Linked DNA regions of Homo sapiens: region 1 is linked to region 2. A link is a contact called in ENCODE Hi-C or POLR2A ChIA-PET data. All regions are on one chromosome and are shown on one strand. The core of a region is the stretch at or near the end of the contact, and the rest is flanking DNA. Distances in the headings are between cores, read along the strand shown. Region 1 overlaps ITCH (itchy E3 ubiquitin protein ligase). Region 2 overlaps ASIP (agouti signaling protein).

Region 1 (5,121 bases), core at 1,180-3,679, 200 kb after region 2:
ATTTACTGGAATTAATGATTTTTTATGGGTTCTAAATCAAATGAATGCCCTAGTCAAAGTTACTGTGATGAATATTTTTACACTTGAAACTCTTGTAATTAACTGGACCCATGGAAGCAAGAAGAATCTGGATTAACTGTTGGAAAATAAGATTAAGTAAAGATTTATTTGACACATTATTAAGTAAGCAGTGTGCATATGAGATCAATCTTGTGGTTCTTCTGTTTGCATATATTAATCTGTAATTAGCATGAATACTCACAGATGCATTGGTAAACATTATTGAATATAAATTTATATTCATAGTCTACTTGTTTCTGTAAGGAAAGATAAAAGTAAATAAAACTTTCCCCTTTTGATTTTTTTGATAGGCTATTTTAATGATGAGAGTTGACTTAAGTCATTCTTCTATTTCAGCAACTGGCCATGCCACAGCACATAAAGATTACAGTGACAAGAAAAACATTGTTTGAGGATTCCTTTCAACAGGTACTGTTTCATTCTCTCAATAATTTCCCCCCTGGCTGCTAGCTTAGGACCCGCTTTTGGTGCTGTCAGTTTAATCTGAATGGTTTGGAACTTCTTGAGTTGAAGTCCTTGAATTTTTCAAGTGCGATCTCATTGCCAGCCACCTTAGGGCTTAAGGGGTGTGTGTGTGTGTGTGTGTGTGTGTGTGTGTGTGTGTGTGTTTCAGGTTTCCATTTCTAAACTGGTATGATTTGAAATAAATGCATAGGTAAGATAATAGGTTTGTGTGTGTGTGTGTGTGTTTCAGGTTTCCATTTCTAAACTGGTATGATTTGAAATAAATGCATAGGTAAGATAATAGGTTTTTGGTAGCCAAAGGTCTGGAAATACCCATATGAACATTATCAGATTGTAGAAAGGAGAGGGGAAGACTTGTTTTAACACTTCAGTATTACTTGGATTTTTACAATAAGCGTATGTTACTCTTAACAGGAAAAAAAGTGGTCATTGGTGACAGTATCTAAAAAAAGATATATATGAGTTTTCAGAAGTAGTCAGCAGATTTTTTCACTTGTCTTCAGAACTTGAGTTAATTTACTCGCTGGGCACGGTGGCTCATGCCTGTAATCCCAGCACTTTGGGAGGCTGAGGCGGGTACATCACCTGAGGTCAGGAGTTTGAGACCAGCCTGGCCAAGATGGTGAAACCTTGTCTCTATTAAAAATATAAAAATTAGCTGGGCCTGGTGGCTGATGCCTGTAATCCTGTAAAGCTACTCAGGAGAGTCACCTGAACCTGGGAGGTGGAGGTTGCAGTGACCCGAGATCGTGCCATTGCATTCCAGCCTGGGCAATAAGAGCAAAACTCCATCTCAATTTAAAAAAAAAAAAAAAAAAAAAAAAACTTGAGTTAGTCTACTATTCGCCTTTATCTTGCAGATATTACTAATAACCTACTGCAACTAAATGTTAAAATGATTGTGTTATGTAGAAGATTAAAATAACTAGTGAAAAAATGTCTTAAAATGAAAACATCTGGTTAGTCCTTGTTTTATAGCCAGATGTGGAAGTGATTATTTTCAAGCACCAGTGGTATTGTAGCAACTACAGCTTCAAGAAGTACGGAATTGAATGCAAAGGGAAAAGAGGTTGAGACAGTTGGTGGTAGCTGGCTACTTGCTTTCAGAATCAGTTTTTTTCATTTCCTAATGGAACGTCAGTTATTGACATTAAAGGAAAAAGCCAGTTGGCATCCTGCTATGTAGGAGCAGAAAACTTTTTAGTGGGAAGTGGAGCTTTACTGAGGCCATTTAGAGAATTATGAGTCATCCCCTTGATCTGATGTAAGTGTCACAGGCCATTCCCCACCCTAGTCCTTGCCCATTTCTAATTTTATGTTCATAACCACCCTTTTATCACTCTGTTGGACGAGTTTCTTGAAGCAACTTGCTTACCTCTTACCAGTCCTGGAAAGATGCAAAACATGATTAAACTGTTCCTTTATCTTTTGACTTTGAAACCTAAAGTCTTTTGCAAAATAACTGACTAGATGGTTCTAAAACAGTTTTTAAAGCTGTCACCCTAGATTTGACATCCATCAAATAACTGGTTAATAAAAATATAAGAGAACAATTTGATTGCTTAAAGGTAACAAAACTAATTGCAAAATTAGCATCAGATTTTCTTTGGATAGTTGTTGGATAAAATTGCTCTGGGATAGTGTTTCTTCTGTTAACACAGCACAACTGGTTATGGGGGAAAGTACAGGAGAAAACAATTTTTTTTCCTTCATATTAGACATTTGTTAAAAGGAATTTTTTTTTAACTTTTATGGATTTATTTATAGTAAAGATAAGGATACAAATGTCTTCCACACATATGTGGTAATCTGTGGTGCTCGCCACTCCCTCCCTCCTGGGACTGACACACTGCAGCCCACGCTGCTCACCCTGGAGCCCCATCCTTGCATGAGAGAATGGCGCCACCTGGGGCTGTGCGACCTGTCAGCCTGCTCATTCCCTTCTCCAGCTCAGGACAGAGAAACACAATTCATTCATAAGGTTTCCATTCTGTTATAGGCAGAGATTTAGAAATCAGCATTGTTTTTCAAAGAGTACAAAGTTAAACCATTCTGCTTAGAAAAGAATAAACCCATCCAATCATTTTTCCTCTAGTTGAGTCAAAACAGAGATCAAACTTCTTTGATAGTGTTATGTCTGTGTTCAGACTTAGACTTCAGAATCAAAATTTTGAAATATTTATGAGGTTAATAACTATCTTTGAAGTTAAGCAGTTTACTGAGCAATTAAATATTTTTGTCCATACACATTCAGATTTAACTACTGCTATAAATTGTCGTAATTTCTCCAGTTTCAGTCTGAACATAATAGCTTATAGTAATAAGACACAGGTTCTAGTACAGATTTTCCAATTAGTGGTATGGCCCTAAACAAGCCAGGTTAGATCTCTGCCTTCACCTACATCAAACAGGAATAATAATATATTTCCTTAACCTATCTTCTAGGTAAACAGATGAGATTATATGAAAACATTTTGCTAAAGTCGCTAAACAAACATAAGAAAAAATATGTAAGGTTTTTCTATCACATTAACTATTTTTTAATATCTGACTGACATTTTTGTAATATAACCAAAATAAAAATTGCATACTTTCTTTTTTTTTTCTTTTATTGATCATTCTTGGGTGTTTCTCGCAGAGGGGGATTTGGCAGGGTCATAGGACAATAGTGGAGGGAAGGTCAGCAGATAAACAAGTGAACAAAGGTCCCTAGTTCTCCTAGGCAGAGGACCCTGCGGCCTTCCGCAGTGTTTGTGTCCCTGGGTACTTGAGATTAGGGAGTGGTGATGACTCTTAACGAGCATGCTGTCTTCAAGCATCTGTTTAACAAAGCACATCTTGCACCGCCCTTAATCCATTTAACCATGAGTGGACGCAGCACATGTTTCAGAGAGCACAGGGTTGGGGGTAAGGTCACAGATCAACAGGATCCCAAGGCAGAAGAATTATTCTTAGTACAGAACAAAATGAAAAGTCTCCCATGTATACTTCTTTCTGCACAGACACGGCAACCATCCGATTTCTCAATCCTTTACCCACCCTTCCCCGCTTTCTATTCCACAAAACCGCCATTGTCATCATGGCCCGTTCTCAATGAGCTGTTGGGTACACCTCCCAGACGGGGTGGTGGCCTGGCAGAGGGGCTCCTCACTTCCCAGTAGGGGCGGCCGGGCAGAGGCACCCCGCACCTCCAGGACAGGGCGGCTGGCCGGGCGGGGGGGCTGACCCCCCCACCTCCCTCCCGGACAGGGTGGCTGCCGGGTGGAGACGCTCCTCACTTCCCAGACGGGGCGGCTGCCGGGCGGAGGGGCTCCTCACTTCTCAGACGGGGCGGTTGCCAGGCAGAGGGTCTCCTCACTTCTCAGACGGGGTGGCTGGGCAGAGATGCTCCTCACCTCCCAGACGGGGTCGCGGCTGGGCAGAGGCGCTCCTCACATCCCAGACGGGGCGGCGGGGCAGAGGCGCTCCCCACATCCCAGACCATGGGCGGCCGGGCAGAGACGCTCCTCACTTCCTAGATGTGATGGCGGCCGGGAAGAGGCGCTCCTCACTCCTAGATGGGATGGCGGCCGGGCAGAGACGCTCCTCACTTTCCAGACTGGGCAGCCAGGCAGAGGGGCTCCTCACATCCCAGACGATGGGCGGCCAGGCAGAGATGCTCCTCACTTCCCAGACGTGGTGGCGGCCGGGCAGAGGCTGCAATCTCGGCACTTTGGGAGGCCAAGGCAGGCGGCTGGGAGGTGGAGGTTGTAGCTAGCCGAGATCACGCCACTGCACTCCAGCCTGGGCACCATTGAGCACTGAGTGAACGAGACTCCGTCTGCAATCCCGGCACCTCGGGAGGCCAAGGCTGGCGGATCACTCGCGGTTAGGAGCTGGAGACCGGCCCGGCCAACACATCGAAATCCCGTCTCCACCAAAAAAATACGAAAACCAGTCAGGCGTGGCGGCGCGTGCCTGCAATCGTAGGCACTGGGCAGGCTGAGGCAGGAGAATCAGGCAGGGAGGTTGCAGTGAGCCGAGATGGCAGCAGTACAGTCCAGCTTCGGCTCGGCATCAGAGGGAGACCGTGGAAAGAGAGGGAGAGCGAGACCGTGGGGAGAGGGAGACGGGAGAGGCAGAGGCAGGGGCAGGGGCAGGGGCAGGGGCAGGGGCAGGCAGAGGCAGGCAGAGGCAGAGGCAGAGCTGCATACTTTCAAGAATGACAAAATTTAGTAGTTATACAAGGTGAATTAAAATAGTAAAGCTAGTCATAATACAGAATCCACTCATCCATGTACTCATTTTATCACTTAAATAATAATTATAAAAATAGGTAAAATTCCATGAAAATATTCCTATTTGTTCTAGTTCAGGAGGTCTTGCCCACATCAATGGATTGTCTGGCATCAGCCACTGTTTCAGGCACTCGAACAGTCATATTGTCCATAGATTTTGTCAAACAGATTTGGCAGCCCAACTGTGATCTGTTAGTCCATATGCCAGATCGAGCATGTGATTCTCCTCATCAGTGATTGCATCTAACTTCTCATATATGTGATCTTCAAAGATGAGATGACAGGTTAAACAAGCCAG
Region 2 (4,579 bases), core at 1,707-4,206:
TACAATGTGAGGCCAGGCGCGGTGGCTCACATCTGTAATCTCAGCACTTTGGGAGGGCGACAAGAGTGAAACTGGCTCTCAAAAAAAAAAAAAAAAAAAAAAAAGAACTGTGATGTGAGCTACATAATTTTAAATTTGCTTATGGCCACTTTATTTATTTATTTTTTTTGAGACAGAGTTTTGCTCTTGTTGCCCAGGCTGGAGTGCAATGGCGCAATCTCCACTCACAGCAACCTCCACCTCCCCGGTTCAAACAATTCTCCTGCCTCAGCCTCCCGGGAGTAGCTGGGATTACAGATGTGCCACCATGCTGGGCTAATTTTTGTATTTTTAGTAGAGACGGGTTTCTCCATGTCGGTCGGGCTGGTCCCAAACTCCCGACCTCAGGTGATCCGCCTGCCTAGGCCTCCCAAAGTGCTGGGATTACAGGCATGAGCCACCACACCCAGTTGATAACCATATTTAAAAAAAAAAAAGGTGCAATTAATTGTAATATTTTATTTAACCTAGTGTATTCAAAATGTTAACATTTCAATATGTGATTAATTTAAAAAGTTATTGAAATAATTTATTTTTGTTGTGCTAAATCTTTGAAATCTGGTGCATAGTTTACAGCACATCTCATTCCAATGCTCAGTTTTGACAAGCATAAAATGTAGTTCTAACTAAAAAGTTGTGTTTAAGAGGAAGAATATTTTTATATTGCTTCAGTTTTACATTTTAAATTTAAATTAATTAAAATTAAATTTGAAAATTCAGTTTCTAGGTTGCACTAGACACATTTCACGTACTCAGTAGCCACAGATGACCAGTGGCTACCTGTATCGAAGGTACAAAAACCAGTGGCTATTTCCTTCCCAGGAAAAGAAGCAGCAAGCTGTGGCAGCAGTGTCCAAGACAGCTCCTGCTGGGTTCCTGCAGCAGGAACTCACCTGCTGCGTTCGGTGCACAGCGGGGCAGCGAAGTTAACAGGGGTCGGAGAGGCAAGCAAGGGCCAAATCTCAAAGGCCAAAAGAAAGTTCATGTTTCATTTTAAGTTCAAAGAGAAACCACTTAGGCCGGGCGCGGTGGCTCACGCCTGTAATGTAAACCCAGCACTTTGGGAGGCCGAGGCAGGCAGATCACTTTAGCTCAAGAGTTTGAGACCAACCTGGACAATAAGTGAGACCCCGTCTATAAAAACATAGAAAATAAAATAAAAATAAATTTAGCCAAGCGTGGTGGTGCGCACATGTGGTCCCAGCTACTTGGGAGGTTGAAGTGGCAGAATCGCCTGAGCCCGAGATCGAGATTGCAGTGAGCCGAGATCGCGCCACTGCAGTCCAGCCTGGCTGACAGAGTGAAACCCTGTCTAAAAAAAAAACAAAAAACAAACAAACAAAAAAAACACAAACTAGGGAGAAGACGACCAGGGCCAGGCAAGAGCCAGGTAAGTCTGGATGGGGATGGAGGTGAGGGAATCTGACTGGGGGAGCGGGCGGTGGGCGGTGGGCAAGCCAGCGGGGAAACCTCTGGTCCGGGATCTCCCTAGCCCGAGGAGCTCCCAGGCAGAGGTGAGGACCGGAGGGGTGGGCGTGGCCGGCTCATAAAGCCCCGGCGTTTCCCACGCAGAAGGAGGCTTCGATGAAGAAAGTGGTGCGGCCCCGGACCCCCCTATCTGCGCCCTGCGTGGCCACCCGCAACAGCTGCAAGCCGCCGGCACCCGCCTGCTGCGACCCGTGCGCCTCCTGCCAGTGCCGCTTCTTCCGCAGCGCCTGCTCCTGCCGCGTGCTCAGCCTCAACTGCTGAGCGCCCCCACTCCCGGCCGCGAGCAGGCAGGGCTTCGGGGACGCGGGGCGCTTCTCGGGCGGGTGATCCCTAACAGGGCGGCTTCCCAGGGCTGCAGGCGGGCGGAGGTTCCAGGAGATGGGACTTCAGGGAGACCTGGCTTGGGCTAAAATCGAAATACAATATATATAGGCTGCTCGAAGGTGTGCGGCTGTTTCTGTAAAGGTCCCGAAAGTTCTCGGTCCCTTCGCCACGGAGTCCCGCGCTGCTCTCCCGGGGCTCAGGAAACCCGGGCGTCCCAGCCTCACAGCTGCACTCCCAGTCACCGCTGCTGCCGACCTGGGGGTTAGGAACGAGGCTATCCCCTGCCTTTAAACCTGGGAACACCCGAGGCTGCCTCCAAAACCAGGAAATTCAGACCAGCCAGGAAGAAAGGAACAGCCTTTCAGTCTCACACATTTCCTCCTAGGTGCTCCCCTCTCCCCAGGGGAAAAAAAAAACGGAAAGAAAGAAAGAGGCCAAGCGCGGTGGCTCACGCCTGTAATCCCAGCACTTTGGGAGGCCGAGGCGGGCGGATCTCCTGAGGTCTGGAGATCGAGACCATCCTGACCAATATGGAGAAACCCCGTCTCTACAAAAAATATAAAATTATTTGGGTGTGGTGGCGCATGCGGTAAATCTCAGCTACTTGGGAGGCTGAGGCAGGAGAATCGCTTGAACCCGGGAGGCGGAGGTTGCAGTGAGCTGAGATCACGCCGTTGCACTCCAGCCTGGGCAACAAGAGCGAGAAACTCTGTCTTAAAAAAAAAAAAAAAAAAAAAAAAAAAAAAAAACAAGAAAAAAGAAAGAAATCCGAGGCTGGACGATCACTTGAGGCCAGAAGTTCAAGACCAGCCTGGGCTACATAGTGAGAGACTCCCCGCCACCCCACCGGTCTGTACAAAAAGTTTTAAAAATTAGCCGGGTGTGGTGGCATGCACCGGTAGTCCCAGCTACTCAGGCAGCTAAGTCAGGAGAATCACTTGAGCCCTGGAGTTGGAGGCTGCAGTGAGCTATGATCACACCACTGCACTCCAGGCTTGGCCACAGAGTGAAACTCTGGTTAAAAAAAAAAAAAAGGAAATAATCATTCCTGTTCTTGTTATAAATCCAAGGTAGTGTCCTGTTCCCTCTCTGTTCCTTAACACAAGAAACAAACACACACACCCCCACACAGGAAAGCTGCCAGATGCTTGTTTTGTTTTCTGTTATTTAGGTTGCAGTCCTACAGGGCAAGAACCTTTTGTTCCTTGTACCACAGTTGCTGCTGAGTAAATGTCATATTGGGAAGATACCGCAGTCACTCCTCGTGTTTTCCAGACACTGTTCACCAAGCAGGCACCATTTGGCCCCCAGGGGTGAGGCCAGGATGCAAAGCTAAAGACTCAGTCGATTAGTAACAAAGCCACTTGGCTGCTGGGTCCAGACAACCACATGGAAGACCAACCCATTCATTCATTCATTCAGCAAATGTGTATTGAGCACCTAGTGTGTGCCAGGTGCTGTGGACATAGTGGTGAAGAAGTCCAATATGGATCCTCTCCTTACAGAGCTTATGGGCCAGTGACCCATGGCCATTGTCTCTTGTTAGAGGTTAGAACCGTTGTTAGCATATGTGGTCTATTCCCTCAGACTATCAGTTTTGGTTTTTCTTTAGAGATGGGGTCTTGCTATGTTGCTCAAGCTGGTCTCAAACTCCTGGCCTCAAGCAATCCTCCTGCCTCAACCTCCCAAAGTGCTGAGATTACAGACATGAGCCACTGGGCCCAGCCAGTTCTTGCTTTTGTTTGTTTGTTTGTTTGTTTTGAGAAAGAGTCTCACTCTGTCACTCAGGTGGGAGTGCAGTGGTGCAATCTTGCCTCACTGGAGCCTCCAACTCCCAGGCTCAAGCTATCCCCCAACCTCAGCCTCCCAAGTAGCTAATTTTTGTATTTTTAGTAGAGACAGGGTTTCGCCATGATGGCCAGGCTGGTCTCAAACTCCTGGCTTCAAGTGAACCACCCGCCTCAGCCTCCCAAAGTGCTGGGATTACAGGTATGAGCCACCACGCCCCACCTCCTTCTCCTTTTCAGAATTCCTCCTCAAGCCTAAAGTGCTAAGAGCATGGTCCTGGGCCTCTCAAAACTCTGCTGGTCTAATGACCAGAACTGAAACTCACATTTGTGACTCAGAGTTATGGTTTGATTGTTGTGAGAATCTGGGACCGCCGTCTCCAACACCATTATTCATTCTATTTCTGTCTCACACACATAGGGTGAACTTGACCTAGGAAGATTTGCCCTACCTTTGTGGCCACTGATTGATTCAGGATCATTTCTTCCTGAAGGGCATAGCCTTAAACTTGTGCCCAAAGTTCTCATAGTGTGGCGTTGAACAAGCCTTTTTTTTTTTTTTTTTTGAGACGGAGTCTTGCTCTGTCACCCAGGCTGTAGTGTAGTGGCGCAATATGGGTTCACCACAGCCTCTGCCTCCCAGGTTCAAGTGATTCTCCTGCCTCAGCCTCCCGAGTAGCTGGGATTACAGGCATGCGCCAACACACCAGCTAATTTTTGTATTTTTAGTAGAGACAGGGTTTCACCATGTTGGCCAGGCTGGTCTCAAAATCCTGACCTCAAACTATCTGCCCACCTCAGCCTCCCAAAGTTCTGGGATTACAGGCTATGAGCCACCACACCCAGCCTGAACAAGTCACTTTTGATGCTACCATTTCCACGTTTACAAAGTGAGAAGTAAATCAGTCAGAGTATTTTAGGTGCAAACAACAGAAAGAACT

Evidence for each region. A loop is a pair of places that touch in the nucleus more often than their neighbours do. ChIA-PET counts read pairs that join two places held with the same protein, here RNA polymerase II (POLR2A). Pooled maps may share reads with other maps.
Region 1: a pooled map shows a loop between it and region 2 (2.2-fold over the local background). The contact joins two enhancer-like sites. A Hi-C loop is called at or near these places in 1 of 50 pooled maps. POLR2A ChIA-PET finds 5 or more read pairs at or near these places in 3 of 52 experiments (B cell, HCT116 and activated naive CD4-positive, alpha-beta T cell).

The regions. Positions count from the first base shown.
Region 1 is chr20:34,471,027-34,476,147 of GRCh38, forward strand. ITCH (itchy E3 ubiquitin protein ligase) reads left to right here. Exons shown (of 25, transcript NM_031483.7): 16 at 418-489. It also overlaps the pseudogene FDX1P1. Among named protein-coding and RNA genes, the nearest start is that of MIR644A, 7.3 kb to the left of the region's middle. RefSeq lists a silencer at 2,324-2,413 and an enhancer at 3,062-4,006. Within about 2 kb of position 2,430, at least 5 of the 41 ENCODE cell types and tissues checked have a DNase peak (open chromatin) inside an H3K27ac peak, as active enhancers do.
Region 2 is chr20:34,267,380-34,271,958 of GRCh38, forward strand. It overlaps ASIP (agouti signaling protein), which reads left to right. Exons shown (of 4, transcript NM_001672.3): 4 at 1,612-1,965. The coding sequence ends at 1,788. It also overlaps a transcript of AHCY not described here. Among named protein-coding and RNA genes, the nearest start is that of ASIP, 28 kb to the left of the region's middle. Within about 2 kb of position 2,957, at least 10 of the 41 ENCODE cell types and tissues checked have a DNase peak (open chromatin) inside an H3K27ac peak, as active enhancers do.